2 separate regions of the Homo sapiens genome follow, and region 1 is linked to region 2. The links are chromatin loops, found by intact Hi-C in ENCODE. Cell type or tissue: prostate gland. All regions are shown on one strand.

Region 1 (8,000 bases), 53 kb before region 2:
GATCTCACTTTGTGTCCCCCAGGCTGGAGTGTAGTGGTGTCATGGCTCACGGCAACCTCGATCTCTGGGCTCAAACGATTCTTCAGCCTCAGCCTCCAGAGTAGCTGGCACGGCAGGCACATGCCACCACACCCGGCTAATTAAAAAAAATTATTTTGTAGAAACGAGGTCTCACTATGTTACCCAGGCTGATCTCAAACTCCTGAGCTCAAGTAATCCTCAGCCTCTTTTTTTTTTTTTGAGATGGAGTCTTGGCCCTGTCGCCAGGCTGGAGTGCAGTGGCGCCATCTTGCCTCACTGCAACCTCCACCTCCCGGATTCAAGCAATTCCCCTGCCTCAGCCTCCCGAGTAGCTGGGATTACAGGCACGCGCCACTATGCCCGGCTAATTTTTTGTATTTTAATAGAGACAAGGTTTCACTATGTTGGCCAGGATGGTCTTGATCTTCTGACCTCGTGATCCGCCTGCCTCGGACTCCCAAAGTGCTGGGATTACAGGCATGAGCCACTGTGCTGGCCAATCCTCAGCATTTTAAAGTGCTGGGATTACAGGTATGAGCGACTGCACCCGGCCTACAAGTTTCCATCTTGTTAATTCCTGTCCTAACAGTCATCCCTCACTGTTGCCTGGCCCACCTGAGGCCAGGCGCCTGAAGCTTCCCTCAGCCAACAGCATAGGATGTCTTACGTGCCTCCCTCCGGTTCTTTTGGAAGTTAGATACTGGGAATTGTCCCCTGCCAGGGTAGGGAGGGATCACTCATGCTTGCCTCCTTTCCTTAGGGGAGATCTTCGAGCTGAAGGCAGAGCTCAACAGTGACAAGAAGGAGAAGAAGAAGGAGGCAGTGAAGAAAGTGATTGCATCGATGACCGTGGGCAAAGATGTCAGGTGTGCAGGAGTAGGCCTGGTGGCAGCTAGAAGCTGGCTGACAGGGGAGGGTTTATAGCTTGGGTCCACTTCAGTCTCTCCTTTAGGGTGTCTAGGGACCCATGTCTCCCCTCATACAGCTCCCTTCATAAAACTTTCTTCCCAATAGAAGGTTTTGTTTACACAGGAATCATGAGCCCAGACACTGACAGGTCAGGTGGTTATGGAGTGAGTTAACTGGAGTAGGTGGGAAAGGCAGCAGGCAATGGAGTGGGTGTGGCATGAACCCTCTCAGAAACTCCAGAGGATCAGTACTGGCTGGGGAAGAGGACCCAGTGTGGCCAGGTCTTCTGGTTTTTAAAAGAATGGGAAATCTGGGCCAGGCGCGGTGGCTCACGCCTGTAATCCTAGCACTTGGGGAGGCCCAGGCGGGCGGATCTCGAGGTCAGGAGTTCGACACCAGCCTGGCCAATATGGTGATATCCTGTCTCTACTAAAAATACAAAAAGTAGCCGGGCATGGTGGCGCATGCCTGTAGTCTCAGCTACTCGGGAGGCTGAGGCAGGAGAATTGCTTGAACCTGGGAGACACAGGGTGCATTCAGCTGAGATTGTGCCACTGCAGTCCAGCCCAGGTGACAGAGCGAGACTCAGTCTCAAAAAAAAAAAAAGAAGAATGGGAAATCTGGATTTTTCATTTTAAATCTCCCTGTCTTAAGTGGCCAGATGATATTAAACAAACACTGTGTGGTGCAAGTAAAACACACGTGCAGATTGGATTTCTCTAATTTGTCACCGGTGTGCAGCCTCTGTCGCACCTGATGGCTAAAGCCGGTTGTGTGTAGAGCGGCTGCCGCACCTTGGCTCATGCTTCCCCTGTGGGAGCGCCCAGTGACCCAGCTTGTCTTCCCATCTTTAAAAACCCATTCGAGGCCGGATGTGGTGGCTCACACCTGTAATCCTAGCACTTTGGGAGGCCGAGGCGGGTGGATCACGAGGTCAGGAGTTCAAGACCAGCCTGGCCAACATGGTGAAACCCCGTCTCTACTAAAAATACAAAAATTAGCCAAGCGTGGTGGTGGGCACCTGTAATCCCAGCTACTTGGGAGGCTGAGGCAGAGAATTGCTGGAACCTGGGAGGCAGAGGCTGCAGTGAGCCAAGATCACGCCACTGCACTCCAGCCTGGGCAACAGAGCAAGACTCCATCTCAAAAAAAAAAAACATTCAAGGTCTGCCTTCCCTGTGTTTCCTTCCCTGATCACCCCAGCCCACTACCTCAAACTCAAAGCATTTGCTGTCTGTTCCCATCACCCAGCACTAAATGGAAACTGTTCTCTTGTTATGTGTACTTGTGTTTACCTGCTCACCAGATTGTAAAATCTCAAAGGCAGAGACTGGATTTTAAAACAGCTTGATATTTGCACAGTATTTGAGAGTCTGCACAGAACATTTTGAGATTTGTTTTCTCAGTAGTTCCTTACAATTCCCATATTGTAGGTAATGACAGTTTTACTGCCAAAGAAATAAAAACATAAAGTGACTGCCTAAGAGTCACATGGTTTATGGCAGAACTAGGACTCAAGCCCAGTTCTTCTGAAATCCAAATCCAGGCCACTTTCACCCATGCCCTCGTGGTGCCCAGCCCTGTGCCTCATAACCCGGGTGCTGAGGTGGAGCAGCTCCCATCCAGGTCCCAAGATAGGCTCCCACTGCTCCAGACGTCCCCATGGATCGCCCCCCAAGCAAAGGACCTCCTGCCAGCAGCTCCGGGAAGGGGCTCTGCAGAGAGCCCTTTGGAAGCCAGAGCAGAAAGGAAACAGGTACCTGCTGGACAACTGGGCCTCCTTCCAAGTCAGATTCCTTCCAGGACAAAGCTGCTCTCCTTCACCCAGCACACCACTGTCACCTCCTCACAGAGGAGAAACATCTTTGTTCTTCCATCTCAAAAGAGCTGGCTTTGCTGATATGATAAGCCCCAAAGAGCGAGTCGGCCTCATCAGCAGTTTTTCCTCCTCCCTCCTCCCCATTCTTCCTGGTGCATCATCTTCCAAGGTGACACATAAATTTTGGCTTTGGCAGGACTCCTGCCTGTTGGGGATCAGGAAGTTCACTTTGACCTCCTAAGTCTCTATGTTGACACGTCCTTTCCTATAAACACATAAGAATTGAGAGGGGATATGATGATTTCAGAGATAGAAAATTGATCTCTAACCAAATTTCACATCTTAAGAAGGCCTGTGACTCTGGGACCACGGGTACCATGTTGAGAAGGGTTCCACCCAGTGGTCATGAGCACGGACCTTGTTCTCAGACCTGATTCCTCCAGGCAGGTTATTTGACATTTATGAACCTCAGTGTTCTCTGAAATGGGGATCATCCCCTGACTTCTGAGGGCAGTTAAATGAGATCAAGCATGTAAAGCTCTTAGCACCAAGCCTGGTGTATGGTGTGTGCTCCATGCATGCTGTGCTGGTTCTTACCGGGTGCCAGAGCTTGTGGAGAAAGCAGCATGAGCCATCCTGCTTCCCTGCGACCCTCCAGAACCAGCAGCCCAATGTAAGGGGCCACATTAAGTATCAGAGAGGGAGAAAGGATCATTTTCATTTACTCAGCATCTCCCAGATATCAAGGACCAGATACCTAAGTATGTTGTCTCATTCAGTTATCATAAAGGCCCTGTGAAGTGAGTTTCTGTTGCGTCTTTCTTGGAAGTTAGAAAATTGAGACTCAGGGCGAGGGGGCAGGTGACAAAGGAATTTCTCCAATGTCATATAGCTAGCAAGAGGCAGTGGTGGGTTTGATGGGCTCCAGAACTCATGTTTGAACTATATGAAAAGAATCAAGGACTTTCCTGCTTTTAAAATTACCCTTTGGGATTCCCTTTCTATCAATAGGTGTTGATTGTTAACAGCAGACCTGAAACCCTCCCTTTTACCAGGAAGTCCAGTGTGTCTCTCCTTTCTCTCCTACCCACTGTCCTCTCACCCACTAGTTAGCAGCCTGAAAATCTTCCTCTTCCTTTGTTCAGCCTTTCCCATGCTGACACCATTTTGACCTTCCAGTGCCCTCTTCCCCGATGTGGTCAACTGCATGCAGACGGACAACCTGGAGCTGAAGAAGCTAGTATACCTCTACTTGATGAATTACGCCAAGAGTCAGCCTGACATGGCCATTATGGCCGTCAACACCTTTGTGAAGGTGAGCAGACGCTTGGTGGGCGTGGGGACATTGGGTGCTTAAGGCTCTGTCTCCCCTCAGTCTCTTTGGGGCGGGGCCCTGTGGCACTGGATGGAGTCCAGACCTTCAGACTGCCCGCGCCCGCCCAGCCTGCAGGCCTCTTCCTCCAGCAGAGGGCTCCCACTCTCCAGAAAATCAGATGCTAAGGACCCTGCGTAACTCATCCTGTGTGAGGTCCTGCCAGGCCTGTTGATCCCCTCACTGCCCTGATTGGACCCTGCCCTGCATGCTTTGCTAGGGCAGGAATCAGCAGGTGCCCGAGAGCTTCTCTGTTGCCCTTACAGACTGCTGCTTTCTCCATTTTCTGTCCTTCAGATTAAATTGTCAGCTCTGTGCACCTATATTTTAATTTTATTTTCTCCTAATGTTCAGTACCTCTGAATTTGTATACCTTTAGAACCTTAGCTCCCCTGAGTCCTGTCCGTGCTCGGATATGGGGAAATGAGGCTTCTGTGGCCCAGTGGAAAGACCGAGGGCTGTGATGCTAGGTGGATGTGGGTTTGAATCACGGCTCTGCTCTGTGGCTTCAGATGAGCTCCTAGCCTTTCTGAGAGCCTCAGTTTCATCATCTATAAAATGGGACCCGTATTGTATTTCTACTGTGAGGATCAGAGGAGATGGTGTGCAGAGCTGGCATGGGTGCTGGTTATATAGCATTTACTTTTGCTGTTGTTGGCTGTAGTTGGTGAAGATCCACAGCAGCCATCTGATGTCGCTCAGCCTAGCAGGGCTCAGAGCTGCAGGCCAGGGAGAATATGAAGCCACAGATGGCTCATCCCACCCCTGCCCTGGCCGATGGCTGGTTCCCCCCAGGACTGTGAGGACCCCAACCCCCTCATCCGAGCCCTGGCAGTGCGGACCATGGGCTGCATCCGCGTTGACAAGATCACAGAGTACCTGTGCGAGCCACTCCGGAAGTGCCTGAAGGACGAGGATCCATATGTGCGCAAGACAGCAGCTGTGTGCGTGGCCAAGCTCCACGACATCAACGCCCAGCTGGTGGAGGACCAGGGCTTCCTGGACACCCTTAAAGACCTCATCTCCGACTCTAACCCCATGGTAAGCCACTGCCACCCACCGTGCTACCTCCACCACCTCCTGGGTTGCTTGGGAAGACATTGGCTTGACTCTTCACCAGGCAGTCCTGAGTACCTAGAAGTCGGAGCCTGGCTGGGGGTGCCAGTTGTTCTTGTGCCTTTTGGTGGTTCAGGCACCCTCTCTGGAGGGAGCTAGACCTAGATTCCCTTCTCCTCACCCTCTGACTAGCTGCGCAACCTGGGGCAAGCTGCCTAGGCTCTCTTTTCTTCATCAGTGAGATGGATCTCATTCTACGTGGCTGGCAGGAGTGCTGTGAAGGTGACGTGCCTGGGATGGCCTGGTAACGGTGCACCATCAATACTAGTGCCCTCCTTCCCCTTCTAGTCACTGTTATTGTTGCTGTCTTCTCACCAAGCCAATATGCTGCATGTGTGGTGCTTTTCCCTTCCCCCATCTTTGTTGGGTTGTAGAGGGTCACCCTTGAAGTAGCATAGCCTGGAAGACAGGACATCAGGATGTAGCTGGATGTGGAACCCCACAGTCCCCTTACCCACAATGGTGGCAGCAGTTTGGAGGGCAGTTTGGCAGGGCCTGTTTAAAATGAATGCACAAACCCAGCCATTCCCCACTCTGAGCAGAAACACTGAGCAACTGCCATACACAGTACTGAGCGGCCAGTACAGGGATGGGTACTGGAGCACTGGATGGTTCACAGAGAAAAGTTGGAAACAATGCAGAACACCCTTAAAAACAGCTGCCTGGGCCGGGTGCAGTGGCTCACGCCTGTAATCCCAGCACTTTGGGAGGCTGAGGTGGGTGGATTACGAGGTCAGGAGATTGAGACCATCCTGGCCAACATGGTGAAACCCCATCTCTACTCAAAATACAAAAATTAGCCGGGTGTGGTGGCATGTGCCTGTAATCCCAGCTACTCAGGAGGCTGAAGCAGGAGAATCACTTGTACCCAGGAAGTCGGAGGTTGCAGTGAGCTAAGACTGCGTCACTGTACTCCAGCCTGGCGACAGAGCTAGACTCCGTCTCAAAAAAAAAAAAAAAAACAGCTGCCTGAGGCCGCGCGCAGTGGCTCATACAGGATTACATGCCTGTAATCCCAGCTATTTGGGAGGCTGAGGCGGGTGGATCACCTGAGGTCAGGAATTCAAGACCAGCCTGGCCAACATAGTGAAACCCTGTCTCTACTAAAAATATAAAAATTAGCTGGGCATGGTGGTGCGTGCCTGTAATCTCAGCTACCTGGGAGGCTGAGGCAGGAGGATTGCTTGAGCCCAGGAGGCAGAGGTTGCAGTAAGCCAAGATTGCACCACTACACTCCAGACTGGGCAACACAGTGAGACTCAATCTCAAAAACAACAAAAACAAGCTATGTGCAGTGGCTCACGCCTATAATCCTAGCACTTTGGGAGGTTGAGGTGGGAGGATCACCTGAGGTCAGGAGTCTGAGACTAGCCTGGCCAACATGGCGAAACCCCATCTCTACTAAAAATACAAAAATCAGCTGAGTGTGGTGGTGCATGCCTGTAATCAGTCCCAGCTACTCGGGAGGCTGAGGCATGAGAATCACTTGAACCCAAGAGGTGGAGGTTGCAGTGAGCTGAGATCACACCACTGCACTGCAACCTGGGCGACAGAGCACAACTCCATCTCAAAAAAAAAAAACAAAAAACAAAAAAAAACACCTTCCTAGTGGAAATGGATTGAGGGCCTGGAGCTTCACCTGGCAAGCCCCCATCCACTCCCAGTAGCCTCGAGGAGCTCTGCAGGAATCCCCTAGCTCTGAGAAGCACAGCTGACAAGCATTGAAGTGAGGTGCTGTTGCTGGTAGACAGGCGCTGCTGTGTTAGGAAGCTGAGAATGCTTTCTGTGGCTAAGCCCTTGGAGCTAGGTCTTTCTTGTTTTTCTAAATGGCAGGCACACTTGTTTTGTTCCAGTTTGCAGAGGAGTCAGCAGGGTGAGTGCTTGGAGTGGGTCTCGTTGCAGCTCCAGACCCTGCCCATTGGGTCATATTCCTTTCAGGATATTTGACCTCTGACCAGCCAGCATCATTAATGCACTGCCCCCTGGCCTGTGAGCAGCACCCCCAGCCTCTGCCCCTCCCACCCTCTCAACCAGGTGGTGGCCAATGCAGTGGCAGCGCTCTCAGAAATTGCCGAGTCTCACCCCAGCAGCAACCTGCTCGATCTGAACCCACAGTCCATCAACAAGCTGCTGACAGCCCTCAATGAGTGCACCGAGTGGGGCCAGATCTTCATCCTGGACTGCCTCGCCAACTATATGCCCAAGGACGACCGCGAGGCCCAGAGGTGAGCGGGCTGCCCGTTGCTTGCCAGCCCAGCTTGAGGACCCTGGTCCTCAGGGGCTCCAACCAGGCACTGGGCCTTGGGCCTTAGTGGGCCCCTTTCTAGTGCTTTGCCCCATAACCCACCCTCAGACACACCTAAAGGGAGGCCTGCCTGCTTCCCACCTCTCCAGAGCCAGGTAGACAGGAGAGTTGCCTTGGGCAGCTATGGGCATACGCATGGCCTGGCCTTGGAGCTGGCAGAAGCCCAGGGCACCTCTTTTGAGTTCAATAGGTGGGTAGCGCCAGAGCCACTGCTCATTGAATTCTCACTGGGTGTCTGGGGCTCTGCCGGGTGCTTTCCACACTTTAGAGTCTTTAATGCAACTTTTATCATCATCCCCCACTTTCCAGATGAGGGAGCTCCAGCTTAGAGAGGTGGAGGGAATAGTGCAGGTCCCCTGGCTGGGGCTCACCTGACTCATGGTCTTAACCAACAAGATACCCTCCAAGTCGGAGGAAGTGAGGAGTTGCCATCTATACAGTATGTACTACATGCCAGT
Region 2 (8,000 bases):
GCCGGGAGCCCCGGCGCTCACTCCCAGGGACTGGGCTAGCAGGGCGGGGACTGGTGGTGGGCGACACCCTCTGTGGAGAAAAGGTGCAGACCCTCGGCTGGGGTGGGCGATGAGCTGCGGGGAGAGAGGACAGGCAGCATGTGAGGGACAGAGCCACAGAAGCAAGTCCCCTGCCCGTCCAGCCCCAGCCCCACCCTGGCACTGACCAGTGGAGGAGCAGCGGCACGGGTCGTGCTTGTCCAGGTAATGCTCCAGCGTGTCCCAGCCACCACCCACTCGCACCATCACGTGGCTCCTCAGCACCTGCAGGTGTGGGCAGGTCACGGCTGTGCCCCGGGCGCCCCGCAGCCCACCACCTTGGCTGCTGCCCGCTGGGGCGGCCCCAGGCCCTTACCCGCACAAAGATGAGCAGGCTCGAGTCCCCCACACGGTACTTCCCCTCTGAGACCTTGATCATGGGAAACTGGTCAGGGCAGGTGCAGCGGCCCAGAATCTCCCTCACCTGAGGCCAGAGAGAGAGGGTAGGGGTCAGAGGTCAAGTCCTCCTCCTGGGGCTTAATGTCAGCCATTCCAGGGTCAGGAGGAAGTCAGGCTTTCCGGGTAAGTGGATGGAGGCAGTGTTGCCCCGGATGGGGTACAGCTTCCACACGTGACCTTTCTTTTATTTTTTTTATTTTTTTTTATTTTTTTTTTTTTTTGAGTTGGAGTTTTGCTCTTGTTGCCCAGGCTGGAGTGCAATAGCACGATCTCGTCTCACCGCAACCTCCGCCTTCCAGGTTCAAGCAATTCTCCTGCCTCAGCCTCCTGAGTGGCTGGGATTACAGGCATGCACCACCACTCCCGGCTAATTTTGTATTTTTAGTAGAGATGGGGTTTCTCCATGTTGGTCAGGCTCAGGAGTTCCACCCGCCTCGGCCTCCCAAATTGCTGGATTACAGGTGCGAGCCACCACGCCCGGCCCACACATGACCTTTCACCGGCTCCCCTTTCTTGGCTCTCTGGGTCCAGGGAGCTGCCCAGGATGAGATGATGGGACTGTGGTCAGGCCATGGTCTGAGACCCGGTGACGAACATCCCACAGCCCCTAGACCTGGGGAAGGCCCAGAGCCCGTCCTCACTCCCGCTTCACCCACTTCTCAGACAAGAAGGCTGGGGCCCACAGGAAGGCCAGGCAGGCTACAGGACACAGGTGCAGGGGGCCCCATGCCCCTGGGTGGGCACTGATGTGGAGGCGTACCACAGACACATCGGACACATGCACACACAGACCACTGGCCGGGTGAGCACGCACCACATACAGCCCCCCACCAGAGCCAGAGCGCTGCCAAGCTGGCTATGTGGGCAGCCCTGCCCGCCTCCCCGCCCACAGCGGCAGTGGTGCCGCCAGAGGAAATAAGCAGGTGGGGCCTTGAGTGACCCTGGTCCAGGACAGGGGGTGGGGCCCCAGGCTCTGCCCACTGCCATCCGCTATCTGCCTCCCAGGCAGGCACATTGTAGTCCTGACCTTCTGATAAGAAGGAAACTCTTGGTCCAGCCCTCAGGGGTGGCAGGGGCCACCCAGATCCTGGGAGAGGAGAGACTTGGGGGCAGGGCCCAGCAACGCCTATGCTTAGAGTAGAACGAATCCTGTAATTCCAAACAGGATCCCTGCTCCCAGCAACAGCAGCAACCCAGCTAGGCTTCCCAGGGGTGCCTGGGGAGTGGGGAGACCTGCAGAGCCCCCTGGGGCACCTACTGTGTGCCAGGCACCTTGCCCAGGTTTTTCCATGCCTCGTCTCAACCGAGCATCACAGCACCCGCTCAACCTCGAGCCTCCATGAGGTTGTGGGTACATCTGCCTAAGACTGACTGCAGGGAGGGCACAGAGGAGGCGCCCCGATCATGCGGCCCCCCAGAAGAAGGAATGCACAAGCTCAGTTGAGGCACAGTTAGCACACAAAGTGAGGGAAGATCGTGCCAGGAGCCCGCATCCTGTCCCAGGCCCGGCTGGGCTGCGTCATCTCCCCGGCACCTCCCTCTCTGTGGGCTACCCATTTCCTTGGGGTCAGGTATACATTCCTCGGTTTGGTGCTCAACATGTGCACTCTTTTTGTGGGGCAGACTGTTCTGCAGATAGCAGGGTGGACCCTGGGAGGTTCAGGGACAGATTGCAGGCACTGGCTGTGCTGTCGGGTCCCTGGCACCTGGTGCTGGGGGACTCACCAGCTCGTCGAGGTTGCGCAGGTCGCTGGGTGTCATGCGGGGGCCGCGGGCAGGAGTCCCTGGTGCGGGGGCGGTTTCAGTGGTGTCCTCCCCAGCGGCAGGGGCGTTGGGGGCTGGGGGTGCAGCACGCAGCTCCCGCTCAATCTCCTGCTCAAACTGCACGAGGCGTGGGGCCAGCAGGCCCAGGCGTGCCCCACGCCGCGCCACCTCCAGCAGGCACAGCACCACGCTCTTCTCGTTCTTGCGCAGCACCAGGTCCTCAGTCTCAAACATGAGCACCTCCGGCACACCCAGCTCCACGCGGCACCAGCCGATGAAGGTGGCCACGTTGTCGCGCGCCATGAAGGAGCCAGGCACTACACTGTGCGCCTGGAAGGCCACACCTCGGGCCGGGCGGGCGGCTGCCAATGCACGGGCAGCCTCGGTCACGGCGTTGGCATGTTGGCACAGGGTCGTGCCCGTGGCCAGCCCTGTCAGGAAGCCATCGCCACCACCCGGGAGACCCAGGCCGTACAAGGCATTGAGCCACTCGGCCAGGTCCTCCTTCATGGCCTCCACGTAGGCCTCACTGGAGCGAAATGGCCGCACGCTCTTGGCCGCCGAGCCCGCGATGCCCGCCACTGGGTCTGCCATGCCCGGACCGGCCGAGTCACTGTGGGCAGGAACACAGTTCAGGATCGCTGTGGGGACCCAGTAAGCGCTCAGTACAAATTAAGCTGCTGGCCACCTGCACCAGTCTGTCACTCAGGCCAAATGCCTGGTTTACATGTTGGCTCTGGGAAATGTCGGTGCCCCAAGTTTCCTCATCTGCGAAATGGGTACAGTAACATTCCCTGCCTCATAGGACTCTATGGGATAATTTTTATAAATTTAGGGTCCATTAAGTGTTTGCTGTGTGGCTTTTTGCGGTGGAAACTGGGGCTTGGCTGGGGCCTCCCTCTCAGGCAGGGAGGCGCGCCCATTGTGAAGGGCTGGGACCTAGAGAAGTGAAGACAACGGCTAAGGCCCCCAGTGGACACGAAAGGAACCCAGGTCCTGACCTCAGAGTGGGTTATGTGCATGGCTTAGGGCTGGTGCCCACCCCATGTCCTGCGGGAAGGTCCCCGTGCCTTCCTTGGCCCCCCTTCCATAAGGGCTGTGCCGTCATTAACGACATAGCAGCAGCAATAGTGTAACAGCACGACCGCGCTCGGGCTCAGCGCGCGGAGGCATTATCTCCATTTTATAGATGAGGAAACTGAGGCGCAGAAAGGGTCGAGCTCGTGAAGGTCGCAGAGCTGTGGGTGGAGGAGCCCGGCGTCCAGGCGGCGCAGCGTGGCCGGTCTCGGCGATCCGGGGCCAGGGCCAGGCCCCGCCTCCTCCAAGAAGCCTCCCCAGCGCTCCAGGCCGGTGCCTGCGGGGCCAGGACTCAGAGCGGCCTCCGCAGGCCCTGCCGGTGCTGGGGCTCTGGGCCCAGAGAGGGTGCGGGGCCGCCCAAGGTCACACAGCCCCGGGGAACAGAGGCCGAGGACGCCGCTTCCCGCCCCGCCTCCCCACCCCCGTCCATGCGCACCAGGCAGGGAGTGCTGGGGGTCTCCGCGCTCACCTGGCTCATCCCGCGGCCCCGGGGAGCATTGCCCCAGCGGGGGCCGGAGCCGGGCCGGGCCGCCGCAGGGAGGCGCCGCCCGAGCCGCAGCTCTATGCGTCCCGCGCCGCGGCCTCCTCCTCGCCGCCGTCTCCGCCCCGCCTCCCTGGAATTCGGATCCTGCCCGGAGGGGGCGGGCGGGGCCGCGCGCTCTTAAAGGGGCCGCCCCTTCCCCGAGCCGGCGGGAGCTGGGGTGGAGCTGGGGTCTCCCCCCGCCCGCGATCGGGCCAGGAATCCCGGGTCTTCGAGCGCTCTCGACGCAGAGAGCCCCAGGGCCCCCAGACAACTGCGACCGGCCCAGGCGCCCAACCCCCACCCAGCCTAGTACCCGGGGCCCCGTCCAACCTCTTTGGTCTCCTGGGGAGGAGGTTGGGACCTTTTAATCGCCCCCCTCCCCAGACGGTGGGCTCCCCGGGCTGGCGCACAGCACGGCCTGTTCCCAAGATGAAGGCAGGAAGCGATAGCGGCTGGAGGCTGCAAAGTCACCTCCTCCCGGGTGGACCTCCCCTGGCCAGATAAACGGCACCGCCGCGGGGAGGGGGAGGATGCCCCTGGCGACTGAGGGCTCCTTGTGCTCACTGAATGCTCATTTTTGACCCTGAAATGAGGGGAACCGGTTTTACAGATGAGGATACTGAAGCTCAGAGAAGTAGGCAGATGGCCAAAGCCGGAGTTCCGCACAGAACAGGGGACGGGGGGCATCGGAGGCCGGCCGGACGCGGGAGGGTTAAGCCCCGCTGGGCTCTTTTTAAACTGCAGAGGACGGACCGCCGGGATCAGCGGGAAATCCTGCCCCCTGCTGCTGCCGGCTGGGCTGGGCGGGACGTCGGGCGGGTCTGGGCGGCAGCCATGCTACACGGGTGGGGCAGGCCTGCAGGGAAGCCGCCAACCACAGCCAGGCTCAGAGCTCCAATAAATCTCCTACTGTGTGCTGCCAGGACTGCTCTGCGCCCTTGACCTGAATGAACTGGTGTGTCACCTCTGTGAAGGACACTCATGCCCAACTGGGGCACAGTCAGGAGAGCAGCTGGTGGAGCCAGGATTTGAACATGACGATTATGGGGACGCCCTCATCCACGGATCAGCAGCATTGGTTGAGCACCTGTGAGCCAGGCCTCTTGGTGCCAGGCATTCACAGGCATCCCAGAGAGTCCTTGTGACCTTTTCTTTTTTATTTTCTTCCTTTTTTTTTTTTTTTTTTTTTTTGTCTCGCTCTGTCGCTCAGGCTGGAGTACAGTGGCTGGATCTGGGCTCATTGCAACCTCTACCTCCGGGGTTCAAGCGATTCTCCTGCCTCAGCCTCCCGAGTAGCTGGGATTACTGATACCTGCCACCACGCCCGGCTTTTTGTATTTTTAGTAGAGACAAGTTCACCATGTTGGCCAGGTTGGTCTCGAACTCCTGACCTAAGGTGATCTGCCCGCCTCCACCTCCCAAAGGGCTGGGATTACAGGTGTGAGCCACTTGCCTGGCCTGTGTGACCTTTTCAAAGGCGTTTTCTCACCTCAGCGCCCCCCATGGCACTTCCTCCAGTGAGGAAGGCAGTAACTAGCAATCCTCAAGGCTGACACCTGCGTGGCACCTACTGTGTGCTGGGTCTCTTTGGGCACTGGAAATCAACAGCAAAACAGCAGGGAACCAAGCAGAGCCAGCTCTCAGGGCCTGTTGTCCAAGTCTGGCAGGGAGGCAGCCCCAGGGCAGAGACAGGGATGAGGTGCAGAGAAGACAGGGATGGAGCCGGGTGAGGGTGTGGGTGTGAGGGGGCTGCAATTTAAAATCCCTCATCAGGAAAGGAAGTGAGGGAGGAAGGTCGGGGATATCTGGAGAGGGAGAGGGAACGGCCAGTGCAAAGGCCCCATGGTGGGCATGTGTCCGGCGTGCTCAAGAAGACTGGGGAGGTGGCTGAGGCTGGAGTGCAGGGAGGTGGGTGAGGGAGGAGGTAGAGAGATTAGAGAGACCCCAGGGCCGGTTAAGCAGGGCCTTGGGGGCCGTGTCTCTTTTGAGGGACATGGGAGCCATGCAGTGATTTAGAGCAGGGGTGGTTGGCTTAGGTCTTAACATTCCCGGCCGGGCGCGGCGGCTCACGCCTGTAATCCCAGCACTTTGAGAGGCCGAGGCGTGCGGATCACGAGATCGGGAAATCGAGACCATCCTGGCTAACATGGTGAAACCCTGTCTCTACTAAAAAAATACAAAAAAATTAGCCAGGCGTGGTGGCGGGCACCTGTAGTCCCAGCTACTTGGCAGGCTGAGGCAGGAGAAGGAGAATGGTGTGAACCTGGGAGGCGGAGCTTGCAGTGAGCCCAGATCGTGCCACTGCACTCCAGCCTGGGCGACAGAGCGAGACTCCGTCTCAAAAAAAAAAAAACATTCCCTGGGGCTGCTGTGGTGGGCCAGGGCAGGAGCTGGAGCCTCAGAGGAAACCAGGTGGTGAGAGGGCGCTGGATTCTGGCCATATTGTGAGGGGAGAGCTGATGTGCTGGTGGATTGGTTGAGTGTGAGGACGGAATCCAGGACAACTCCCAGGGCTGAGCACTGGGAGGGCGGAGGTGCTAACACCTGGGGAGGGAAGGGCTGCTGGAGGTGGAGGAGGGTTGCAGGTTTGGGGTGGGGGTGAATCAGGGTGTGGACATTTAACAGTTTCATCTTCAAAATACCCCGATGAGCTATGATACTCTTAGGTGTTCTCATTTTACAATTTGGGGAAACTGAGGCCCAGAGAAGGCATGGGATATGTGTAGCCAGCAGCTGTGCAGGAATTTGACTCCTGCTTATACCTACCTTGCTGCATTTTGGGGTTTTGGACATGGGTGAAGTTGGACGGAACCCAGGCTCTGTCATTGGTCATTGGGTGGGATGGTGAAGCTCCCTGAGCCTCAGTGGCACCATCTGCAGAATGGGACAGTAGTAGTAGTTACATCATGGGGTTGTGAAAAATAATGCCACTACCCAGCTCAGTGTGGCCTGGCTCAGCATATCCACTTCTCTGGGGAGGAGGGATTATAAAGAAATTCCTTCTGCTGGGCGCAGTAGCTCACGCCTGTAATCCCGGCACTTTGGGAGGCCGAGGCGGGTGGATCATGAGGTCGGGAGATCGAGACCATCCTGGTTAACACGGTGAAACCCCGTCTCCACTAAAAATACAAAAAATTCTCTGGGTGTGGTGGCGGGTGCCTGTAGTCCCAGCTACTCTGGAGGCTGAGGCAGGAGAATGGCGTGAGCCCGAGAGGCGGAGCTTGCAGTGAGCAGAGATCAGAGATTGCGCCACTGCACTCCAGTCTGGGCGACAGAGCGAGACTCCGTCACACACACACACACACACACACACACACACACACACACACACACACGAGATTCCTTCCTCCTTCTCTCCCATGAGCTGTGGCTTGTGATAAGAGGCCTGTTCTAGACCACAGCCTCCCACCTGATTCTAGGACATGTAGCTGCTATGATGCAGACCTCACTGGGGGGTCAGACCCCTGGCCCAGGGCATGGTAGACCGTAGCTTTGACCCCCTCTGTCGTGTGGTGGCCCAGGGCCTGTGGGGCCACCTCTGGGAAAGCCTCAGCCTCTACATGGTCTCCCTTGTTCCTTGCAGGACCAAGAGAAACCACAGAAACTGCTGGAGGGACAGGAGGTTTGGGCTATAGAGACCCTGAGCCCATCTGCACGGACCCTTGAGGCCACCCACCTCTATGCACAGAATGCTGTGGCTCCCATGTGGGCTCCTTCTGGCCTTTGGCCAGAGGGCACATAGCCAGTTTCTTGCGCCCACTGCTGGGTGCCAGCCAGCAGCCTGCTTGGCCTTGGTTGCAGCTAGAGGTCAGATGATGGCTGTGGCAAAACTCTCATTGTGGCCTACATCCCTGCTACCGGGCAGCTCCAGGAAGCTCTGGCACTGGTTGGATTAGAACTCCAAATTCTCCAGTCTGGACTGAGGCTCTGAGCACAGCCCAGGCTAAGTGAGGGACTCGCAGGAGGCTTCCGGCTGCTGTGTCCAGGTGTGGGCTCAGCTCCAAGGACACCTGCTGGTCAGCTCCTGCTCTGGCTGTGGGACAGGTGACCCTGAGCTGCCTCCAGTGCCCTTCACAAGAGAGACGCAAAACTGGAAAACCCAAGTGGGCTCTTTCCAACCTGCCTGCATCACACTGTCCTCACTGCCGGCCCTGCGCCC

Evidence for each region. Hi-C counts contacts between places; a loop is a spot of excess contacts. Peaks named below come from ENCODE experiments on the same cell type or tissue, not always from the same donor. Only the 100,000 strongest peaks of a DNase experiment are listed, where the experiment ranks them.
Region 1: it touches region 2 in a loop (5-fold over the local background); 51 of 110 quality-filtered maps call a loop at or near these places.

Annotation. Positions count from the first base shown.
Region 1 is chr22:29,355,888-29,363,887 of GRCh38, reverse strand. AP1B1 (adaptor related protein complex 1 subunit beta 1) reads left to right here. Exons shown (of 23, transcript NM_001127.4): 3 at 782-887; 4 at 3,929-4,064; 5 at 4,917-5,162; 6 at 7,272-7,462. Among named protein-coding and RNA genes, the nearest start is that of SNORD125, 27 kb to the right of the region's middle. In prostate gland, a CTCF peak has its summit at 4,209 (motif pointing right); DNase peaks (open chromatin) are centred at 2,172 and 4,207; H3K27ac peaks cover 5,440 bases.
Region 2 is chr22:29,302,941-29,310,940 of GRCh38, reverse strand. It overlaps GAS2L1 (growth arrest specific 2 like 1), which reads right to left and starts at 4,291. Exons shown (of 6, transcript NM_001362985.3): 1 at 3,788-4,291; 2 at 2,203-2,854; 3 at 395-502; 4 at 207-303; 5 at 1-114. The coding sequence starts at 2,835. RefSeq lists silencers at 3,555-3,694, 3,785-3,834, 3,855-4,124 and enhancers at 3,795-4,538, 4,885-4,934, 4,539-5,284, 7,492-7,992. In prostate gland, CTCF peaks have their summits at 3,928 (motif pointing right) and 4,618 (motif pointing left); DNase peaks (open chromatin) are centred at 228, 3,940, 4,289, 4,610 and 1 weaker place; H3K4me3 peaks cover 2,726 bases; H3K27ac peaks cover 4,666 bases.